Linked DNA regions of Homo sapiens: region 1 is linked to region 2. A link is an interaction called in ENCODE POLR2A ChIA-PET data of the cell type or tissue named here. Cell type or tissue: Caco-2. All regions are shown on one strand. Links, peaks and the distances in the headings refer to the core of each region. The heading gives the core; the rest is flanking DNA. Region 1 has its middle 27 kb from the start of CFAP144. Region 2 overlaps SVBP (small vasohibin binding protein).

Region 1 (5,382 bases), core at 202-5,201, 310 kb before region 2:
ACACACACCCACGAGGAAGAACTGCTTAAAGTGAATCAACTCTTTTCCAAACTGCTTTCAGCCTCCAGGCTTTGGAAATTTAATACCAAAGCCTGGTCCATGTTTTGATCAAAATTCTTGGGGCAACTGAGTACAGAGGCCCATCTAGGTTCTAGGAAATGTTAAGCAAAACAATGGGCCTTGCCCCAGGAAACACATCAATAAGGAAGACTCTGAAAGTTTCTATAAATTGAGCTGATAAATTGATCAACAAAAATATTGACATGAACACTGTGTATTCAAACTGGCATGCTAGTACAAATAAGGCAACAGCAAAGAGGGAGGAGACTCATATTTATTTCGCACAATAGAGTCCACTGTTGAAACATAAGCCTGCTTTTCTCAGTACACCCACCAGGCCAGTAAAATACTCAAGCAATGCTAAGTGATAAAGTTAAGCCTTTTATCAGACCTAATTAGGTCAGTCCCCTCTGATCTTCCAGAGCAAAAGTTGATCAAAAATCTACAGAAATATTAATGGCAAGTAACATTTATTAAATGTACTACAGTATCCCCTCATCTGTGGTTTCACTTTTTATAGTTTTAATTACCCATGATCAACTGCAGTCTGAAAATAGGTAAGTACAGCACAATAAGATATTTTGAGACAGAAAGGGGCTACATTCACATAATTTTTATTATGGTATATATATGTGTGTGTGTGTGTGTGTGTGTGTGTGTGTGTGTATATTTTTTGAGACTGTCTCTCTCTGTCTCCTAGGCTGGAGTTCAGTGGCATGATCTCAGCTCACTGCAACCTCCACCTCCCGGGTTCCAGCAATTCTCCTGCCTCAGCGTCCTTAGTAGCTGGGATTACAGGTGCGCACCACCACACCCAGCTAATTTTTGTATTTTTAGTAGAGACAGGGTTTCACCATGTTGGACAGGCTGGTCTCAAACTCCTGACCTCAAGTGATCTGCCCGCCTCGGCCTCCCAAAGTGTTGGGATTACAGGCATAAGCCACTGCGCCCAGCCTATTACAGTCTATTCTTATAATTGTTCTATTTTATTGCTAGCTATTGTTAATCTCTTACTGTGCCTAATTTATAAATTAAACTTTATCATAGGTACCTATCTATAGGAAAAAACATAGTATATATAGGGTATGGTACTATCTGTGGTTTCAGGCATCCACTGGGGACCTTGGAATGTATCCAGTGTGGATAAGGAAAAAAACGACAGTATTTTTCAGTTGTGTTTCTAAGTTCTTCAGATGTAAATGCAGAATCCTCCCAATGCTATTTTGCCCCTCATCTTACTGATGAAGGAACTGAGGCCCAGAGAGGTTAAGGCCACATTGAAATAACATGGTGGAGTTACAATTCAAAACCAGGTATTCATGCAAAAATCCAATTCAAATTGGATCATAGAACTAAATGTGAACGTTTTTAAAAAGACAAGACTTGGAAGTCTAAAGAGTTATGTTATGGTGATGTCAGCAAGATGGCAGAAGCTCCAGGTCCCTGTTCTCCCATGGAAACATCAAGTAAATGACAACGTATTTACTGAAAATCAGAGGCCGGGTGCGCCGACTCACGCCTGTAATCCCAGCACTCTGGGAGGCCAAGGCAGGCAGCTCACTCAAGGTCAGGAGCTCAAGACCAGCCTGGCCAACATGGCACAACCCTGTGTCTACTAAAAATACAAAAATTAGCTGGGTGTGGTGGCACATGCCTGTAGTCCCAGCTACTCGGGAGGCTCAGGCACGAGAATTGCTTGAACCCAGGAGGCGGAGGTTGCAGTGAGCTGAGATTGTACCACCGCACTCCAGCCTGGGTGACAACAGCAAGACCCTGTCTAAAAAAAAAAAATCTCGGCTCTTACAGTTGTAGGAGCTGTAGAAACCAGTCAAGGATCTGCAGCAACCAATCAATTAAACACCCAATCAAGACAAAGCAACACTTAACACAGTAGGAAATTGTGTTGCTTTTTTTTTTTTTTTTTTTTTTTTTTTGAGCCCTTGCCTACCTTCTCCTCAGTGCAACACAGTCAGGAGGAAGTCACACAATTCCCCTTTCAGAGGGAAAAGACTGGGACTTGTTTGCACTGTTCTGTCTTGTCTGGAGGCTGCCTGAGGAACTGATTTTTATCTCATCTGACTCAGCTTAGATGGGAACGGTGGCATAGTTGGATAGCAGGTTGGACCCCACTGAAAGCAGTGGCAGGTGCCATGGCACATGAAAACTGCCGGAGAACTGTAGACCCAAGGGCACTTGGAGCGGGAGATTACAGGCAGAGAATTACAATGGAACATCTAAGACCCTGAGAAGAAGCAGGGGTGAAAGTCTTAGGAAAATCAAGACGTTTAAAAGCCGCTGTGCATATCTTTGAAAAGCCCACAACTAACGTCATACTCAATGGTGAAAGACTGAAAGCTTTCCCTCTAAATTAGAAGCAAGAATGTCTCTTTTTATCACTCTATTCAACATAGTACTAGAAGTCTTAGCCAGAGAAATTAGGCAAGGAAAAGAAATAAAAGGCATCCAAGTTGGAAAGGAAGAAGTAAAATTATCTCTGTTCACAGACAACTTGGTCTTATAGGTAGAAAACCCTAAAAATCCCAACAAAAACAGTGTTGAAACTAATAAACCAATTTAGCAAAGTTACAAGATATAAAATCAACATGCAAATATCAGTTGTCTTTCTATGCACTAACAACAAACAATCCAAGAAGGAAATTAAGAACAAAATTTTATTTACAATAGCATCAAAGGGATAAAATACTTAGGAATAACCTTAGAGGCAAAAGACTTGTTCACTGCAAACTACAAATTTTGGTGAAAGAAATTAAGGAAGACACCCTTAAGTAGAATATCCTTTCCAATCCATGTTCATAGATTGGAAGATATAATATTGTTAAGAAGTCAATATTACCAAAAGGGATCTACAGATTTGACATAATGTCTATCAAAATCTCAATGATTTCTTTTTAGAAATTAAAAAATTACCTGGGCAATGATTCTATGAAAAAAAATCCACGTCAAACTAAGATAAAATCTCAAGGGACAAAACAATCGAAAAACAAAGTCGGGGAGGAGCCAAGATGGCCGAATCTACAGCTCCCAGCGTGAGCGACGCAGAAGACGGGTGATTTCTGCATTTCCATCTGAGGTACCGGGTTCATCTCACTAGGGAGTGCCAGACAGTGGGCGCAGGTCAGTGGGTGCGCGCACCGTGCACGAGCCGAAGCAGGGCAAGGCACTGCCTCACTTGGGAAGCGCAAGGGGTCAGGGAGTTCCCTTTCCGAGTCAAAGAAAGGGGTGACGGACGCACCTGGAAAATCGGGTCACTCCCACCCGAATACTGCGCTTTTCCGACTGGCTTAAACGGCGCACCACGAGATGATATCCCGCACCTGGCTCGGAGGGTCCTACGCCCACGGAGTCTCGCTGATTGCTAGCACAGCAGTCTGAGATCAAACTGCAAGGCGGCAGGGAGGCTGGGGGAGGGGCGCCCGCCATTGCCCAGGCTTGCTTAGGTAAACAAAGCAGCCGGGAAGCTCCAACTGGGTGGAACCCACCACAGCTCAAGGAGGCCTGCCTGCCTCTGTAGGCTCCACCTCTGGGGGCAGGGCACAGACAAACAAAAAGACAGCAGTAACCTCTGCAGACTTAAATGTCCCTGTCTGACAGCTTTGAAGAGAGTAGTGGTTCTTCCAGCACGCAGCTGGAGATCTGGGAACGGGCAGACTGCCTCCTCAAGTGGGTCCCTGACCCCTGACCCCTGAGCAGCCTAACTGGGAGGCACCCCCCAGCAGGGGCACACTGACACCTCACACAGCAGGGTATTCCAACAGACTTGCAGCTGAGGGTCCTGTCTGTTAGATGGAAAACTAACAAACAGAAAGGACATCCACACCAAAAACCCATCTGTACATCACCATCATCAAAGACCAAAAGTTGATAAAACCACAAAGATGGGGAAAAAACAGAACAGAAAAACTGGAAACTCTAAAACGCAGAGCGCCTCTCCTCCTCCAAAGGAACGCAGTTCCTCACCAGCAAGGGAACAAAGCTCGATGGAGAATGACTTTGAGAGCTGAGAGAAGAAGGCTTCAGATGATCAAATTACTCTGAGCTACGGGAGGACATTCAAACCAAAGGCAAAGAAGTTGAAAACATTGAAAAAAATTTAGAAGAATGTATACCTAGAATAACCAATACAGAGAAGTGCTTAAAGGAGCTGATGGAGCTGAAAACCAAGGCTCGAGAACTATGTGAAGAATGCAGAAGCCTCAGGAGCTGATGTGATCAACTGGAAGAAAGGATATCAGCAATGGAAGATGAAATGAATGAAATGAAGTGAGAAGGGAAGTTTAGAGAAAAAAGAAAAAGAAATGAGCAAAGCCTCCAAGAAATATGGGACTATGTGAAAAGACCAAATCTACATCTGATTGGTGTACCTGAAAGTGATGGGGAGAATGGAACCAAGTTGGAAAACACTCTGCAGGATATTATCCAGGAGAACTTCCCCAATCTAGCAAGGCACGCCAACGTTCAGATTCAGGAAATACAGAGAATGCCACAAACATACTCCTCGAGAAGAGCAACTCCAAGACACATAATTGTCAGATTCACCAAAGTTGAAATGAAGGAAAAAATGTTAAGGGCAGCCAGAGAGAAAGGTCGGGTTACCCTCAAAGGGAAGTCCATCAGACTAACAGCGGATCTCTCGGCAGAAACCCTACAAGCCAGAAGAGAGTGGAGGCCAATGTTCAACATTCTTAAAGAAAAGAATTTTCAACCCAGAATTTCATATCCAGCCAAACTAAGCTTCATAAGCGAAGGAGAAATAAAATACTTTACAGACAAGCAAATGCTGAGAGATTTTGTCACCACCAGGCCTGCCCTAAAAGAGCTCCTGAAGGAAGCGCTAAACATGGAAAGGAACAACCGGTACCAGCCGCTGCAAAATCATGCCAAAATGTAAAGACCATCGAGACTAGGAATAAACTGCATCAACTAACGAGCAAAATCACCAGCTAACATCATAATGACAGGATCAAATTCACACATAACAATATTAACTTTAAATGTAAATGGACTAAATGTTCCAGTTAAAAGACACAGACTGGCAAATTGGATAAAGAGTCAAGACCCATCGGTGTGCTATATTCAGGAAACCCATCTCACGTGCAGAGACACACATAGGCTCAAAATAAAAGGATGGAGGAAGACCTACCAAGCAAATGGAAAACAAAAAAGGCAGGGGTTGCAATCCTAGTCTCTGATAAAACAGACTTTAAACCAACAAAGATCAAAAGAGACAAAGAAGGCCATTACATAATGGTAAAGGGATCAATTCAACAAGAAGAGCTAACTATCCTAAATATATATGCACCC
Region 2 (5,382 bases), core at 104-5,103:
CTGTGTAGAATTCCATTTTTCTTAAAGATGACAGGAATATTCAAGCTTTCTAGTCAGTTTGGATCATTTTACTTTTCCTAGGAACTTGTTTCATTTAGGTTGTCAAATGTGTTGGCACGGAGTTCATAATGTTTCATTTTCATTTCTGTTATGTCAGTAGTTAAGTCTTCTTTCTAGTTCCTAATAATGTTTATTTGTGCCCACTCCCTTTTATGTTGATCTGTCATGTCAGAGGTTTGCAAGGTTTTTTTTAGTATTTTCAAGGAACCATCTGGCAGTCTTGGTGATCCTCTCTATTGTAGGTTTGGTTGCTTTTTCATTCGTTTCTGCTCTTTATTTTGTATTTTCTATTTGTCCCACTTCTAAGTTTCATTTTTTCCCCCTTCCTTGTCTTTTCAATTAATCAAGTTATAGCTCCTCTACACACACACACACTCTGTCTTTCATTTTTTTCTTCTACAAATTAGGAAGTTTTGTGATCTGTTTCTGTTCTTAGTGGGTGGATTAATTAAGAATAAAGAAAGATGATGAGGAATAAGGTGTAGTTACCCTGCCTTTCACCTGAGGATGTCTCTTGCCATCTTCTTTCCATCACCACTGCCTGCTGTAGACGATATTCCCACGACCTCCTGTCTGGACTGTTGTAACAGATGCCTCCTAAAGCACAGAAAGAATCAACGTTGCTTATGGCTGGGCACAGTGGCTCACGCCTGTAATCCCAGCACTTTGGGAGGCCGAGGCGGGAGGATCACATGAGGCCAGGAGTTGGAGACCAGTCTGGCCAACATGGTGAAACCTTGTCTCTACTAAAAATACAAAACTTAGCCGGGTTTGGTGGCGGGCACCTGTAATCTCAGCTACTTGGGAGGCTGATGCAGGAGAAATGCTTGAACTTGGGAGGCAGAGGTTGCAGTGAGCTGAGATCATGCCACTGCAATCCAGCCTGGACAACACAGCAAGACTCTGTCTGAAATATATATATAGCTCATATATATATGCGATATATACATACATATATAGCTTATATATATGAGCTATATATACATACATATATAGGCTTATATTATAGGTTATATATATAGGCTATATATACTACATATATACTATATAGTATATATACTATTAATAGTATATACTTTGGGAGGCCAAGGTGGGAAGATCTGTCATGTCAGAGGTTGCAAGTATACCATATACTATATATAGTATATATACACTATTAGTATATATAAGCTATATAGTGTATATAGCTTATATATATACTGTATACAGTATATATAGCTTATATACTATATATAGCCTATATATACTATATAGTATATATACCATTATTATATATATGTATACACTTTGGGAGGCTGAGGCGGAGGATCTGTCATGTCAGAGGTTTGCAAGTATAGTGTATATATATTAGTATATATAAGCTATAGTATATATAGCTTATATATTATAACATATATGCACTCTACTTATAACTTATATAAGCTATATATACTATACATAGTATGTATATATATATATATATATATATATATATACACACACACACACACTATATTCACATTGCTCCCCTGCACACTTATCTTTGCTGGCTCTCCAGAATCTGCCAGATAAAATCCAGATTCCTTGGCATGACATTTAAGACCCCAACATAATTTTCTTGCTTTCTCCAGCTCCCCAACCCCTACTCTATAATATCCTTTATATTGGCATGCTTGAAGTTTCCAGAACAGACTCTATACTTTTCCATTACATTTATTTACACATAAAGCCTCCCCCACCACCTGTCATGTCCCATGATAGATTTTAAGCTGAGATGGCCAATTTGCAGCCTTACAGAACTAGACCAGAAGATTATTTGTGGATAAATCTGATCTTCCTGTATGTAACTTCTACTTCACTGGTTCCTCAATCTCAATTGGCCACATGCTTGCTGAAGAGACTTGTTTTCTTCTTAAGGGATCCTACTAATCCCTTAAAGACCAAATCAAGCCACCTGCATCACTGCTGCTGTCTTGATTCTCCAGATGGAACTAATATCTAACTTTCCTATTCCCAGAGCACTGTCCCTGCATTACCACTACTGGTGAAATTCTGGTATTTTCAGAAGGCACCACCTGTTATGTCAGAAGATGCTTTGTGCAGCTGCTTCCATTGCTAACAGATGTATCTCTTTCTCTCATTCAGATCTATGCCCTCAACAGAGTCATGACAGAACTGGAGCAGCAGCAGTTTGATGAGTTCTGTAAACAGATGCAGCCTCCTGGAGAATGAGGCCCCAGGTTCAAACCAGATGGGATCCTGAGAGCTTTGAGAGGGTGTTGCCAGTTTTAAGCTGAGATGGCCCATTTGGAGCCTTACAGAACTAGACCAGAAGACATTTGTGGATAAATCTGAACTCACTTCCTGTGTGTAACTTCTAACTTCACTGGTTCCTCCCATCTGAATTGGCCACATGCTTGCTGAAGAGACTTGTTTTCTTCTTCTAAGACAGTGGTTTTGTTTTTTGGGTTTTTTTAAAAAAAAAAAAAAAACACACACAAAAAACACTTTTTCTATTGTTTGAGAAAAATCAGTGTTTCTCATGAAACTCTATATCTTCTCCAAAAATACAAATAAAATACTAATAAAATGTTCATTTGCTCATACTTTAGCAAATGCCTAGCCGTAGAAAATGGAGCACAAAGTAATGTGATAGGTAAGAAAAGTTGAGGTGAGCAGAAGGCACCCTCTCTCCTTCAGGAGCTTGGCAGAGAGGAGAGAAAGAACATGACTGCTTCCGGTTTTCATTCTTCCTGGGGCTAAAACTTTGCAGACCTTGCTGATCTCTAGTTTGTAGGCACACAGATAGAAATATGTGACCCCTTTACTCCCAGATGAGTCACTAGTCAGGGTTAGAGGCCTGAAGCTAGGATTCCCTCACCGGTGATGTGGAGAGCTAGCAGCAGGCTTGCATCAACAGCAAGAGGGGAGTGCAGGTGCTTTTTGTTTTTTGTTTTGGTGGCTGCCTTATCAGACCTAGAAATGGATTTATGGTGGAAATATTCAGACGTCCCTCAGAAACCAGCCACCCGCCCTCCGCCATTCAACAGCCATTTTTAGGTGTAGAAATGTAAGGTTGTTTCTGCTGCTGACATTTGTATCAAGAATGGTAGTTCATACCTGAATGCTTAGCTGTAGAGTTATTTTAATGCTGAGCAAAAGAAGAGATTGTTCTTCCAGGATATTTCATTTCCAGAAATTCCTTGGGAGTAGGGGGAGGAGGACTTAAGAGAGCTGAAAAAATACCACTCAGATGGGGCAAAGAGCCAGACACTGCCACCTGCTTTCCTCTAAGCTGGAAATGCTGGAAACACCTCAAGTTGTCCCTGTCTCCTCTGTCTCCCTGCTGCCTCTGAAGTCACTGAGAATACTTTTCCATTGCTCTGGCATATTTTAGGAGTAAACTGGGGAGTTAATGGGATGTTAAACATTATACCATTGTGGAGAATGTGTTTTTAGAGCCCAAGTTATAATTAAGGATAATCTCTACATAGATTATCTCCATAAATGGTAATTAGGTTCTGTAGCATCCTGCTAAATTTGGTTGAATGGAATTTTGTGTTTTCAGAGAAGTAGGGGGTTGGAGGGAGCTGTCCCTATAAACATACAGAAATACTGTCATATACTAAAAAGAGCAGTTTTGGAGCCAAATGACCTAGGGTACCCAACTACCAGTTATCCTCTCTGAACTGCACTTTTCCTATCTACATAATGGAATGGTATTTTCTTCCTCTCAGGAGTGTTGTTGAGAAATAATGTATGTAATAGATACTCAGTGCCTTAGTTCACTTTGTGCTGTTATAACAAAACCTCAGATTGGGTATGGTTTTTGTGGGTTGGTTGGTTGGTTGGTTTTTTGAGACAGGGTCTGGCTCTGTTGCCCAGGCTAGAGTGCAGTGGCACGATCTCGACTCATTGCAACCTTTGCACCTTTGCTTTCTGGCTCAAGCCATCCTCCAACCTCAGCCTCCTGGGTAGCTGGGACCACAGGCTTGCACCACCACACCTGCTAATTTTGTATTTTTTTGTAGAGACAGGGTCTGACTTTGTTGCCCAGGCTGGTCTCAAACTCCTAGCTCAAGTGATCCACCCGCCTCAGCCTCGCAAAGTACTGGGATTACAGGGATGAGCCAACATACCTGGCCTAGATTGGGTAATTTATGAAGAACAGAGATTGGTTTCTTACAGTTCTGGAAGCTGGGATGTCCAAGGTGGAGGGGCCCACATCTGCTGAGGGCCATCTTGCTACATTATCCTGTGGCTGAAGGTGAAAGGGCAACGGAAGAAGAAGGAGGCCAAACTTCAGCCTTTTATTAGGAACCCACTCCCAAGATAACTAGCCTACTCCAGCAATAACAGACAGCATTAATCATTCATGATGGCAGAGCCCTCATAACCTAATCATCTCTTAAAGTTTCCACCTCTTAACACTGTTGCATTGGGGATTATTTCTAACACACGAACTTTGGGGGACATATTCAAACCATAGCACTCAGAAAATGTTACTTCCCTTCCCAGCCACCTTTCAGATTGTTTCATGGGAAATGTTTTCAGATTTCACATAACCAGGAAAGACATGATCATTGTCTGGAAAGATTCTTAGTTGGGAACTGCTTGTATTAACATCTCTCAGCCTTGGGTATATTCTTGTCGTGGAGAAACACTCTAGTAGGGCACAAGTGGTTGTAAAATCAGTTTAGTAAATTATGACCAGCTTTTCTTTTTAATGAAATAACAAATTAGAAAATACCACATGTGGGGCCGGGCGCAGTGGCTCACGCCTGTAATCCCAGCATGTTGGGAGGCCGAGGCGGGTGGATCACGAGGTCAGGAAATCAAGACCATTCTGGCTAACAGGGTGAAACCCGGTCTCTACTAAAAATACAAAAAAAAAAAATTAGGCGTGGTAGCGGGCGCCTGTAGTCCTAGCTACTCAGGAGTGTTGGGAACAAGCCCCCCAAAATCTGGCCATAAACTGGCCCCAAAACTGGCCACAAACAAAATCTCTGCAGCACTGTGACATGTTATGATGGTCACAACACCCACGCTGGAAGGTTGTGGATTTACTGGAATGAGGGCAAGGAACACCTGGCCCACCCAGGGTGGAAAACCACTTAAAGGCATTCTTAACCCACAAACAATAGCATGAGCGATCTGTGCCTTAAGGACATGCTCCTGCTGCAGTTAACTAGCCCAACCTATCCCTTTAATTTGGCCCATCCCTTCATTTCCCATAAGGGATACTTTTAGTTAATTTAATATCTATAGAAACAATGCTAATGACTGGCTTGCTGTTAATAAATACGTGGGTAAATCTCTGTTTGAGGCTGTCAGCTCTGAAGG

The links. Peaks named below come from ENCODE experiments on the same cell type or tissue, not always from the same donor. Only the 100,000 strongest peaks of a DNase experiment are listed, where the experiment ranks them.
Region 1: POLR2A ChIA-PET joins it to region 2 with 6 read pairs; 2 of 35 experiments call an interaction of 5 or more read pairs at or near these places.

Annotation. Positions count from the first base shown.
Region 1 is chr1:43,118,204-43,123,585 of GRCh38, reverse strand. No RefSeq gene overlaps it. Among named protein-coding and RNA genes, the nearest start is that of CFAP144, 27 kb to the left of the region's middle. RefSeq lists enhancers at 1,663-2,184, 2,733-3,373, 3,374-4,015. In Caco-2, for the core only: no CTCF peak of the experiment used is centred there; a DNase peak (open chromatin) is centred at 3,215; H3K4me3 peaks cover 1,715 bases.
Region 2 is chr1:42,804,303-42,809,684 of GRCh38, reverse strand. It overlaps SVBP (small vasohibin binding protein), which reads left to right. Exons shown (of 3, transcript NM_199342.4): 3 at 2,185-2,633. The coding sequence ends at 2,271. Among named protein-coding and RNA genes, the nearest start is that of ERMAP, 10 kb to the left of the region's middle. In Caco-2, for the core only: no CTCF peak of the experiment used is centred there; no DNase peak of the experiment used is centred there.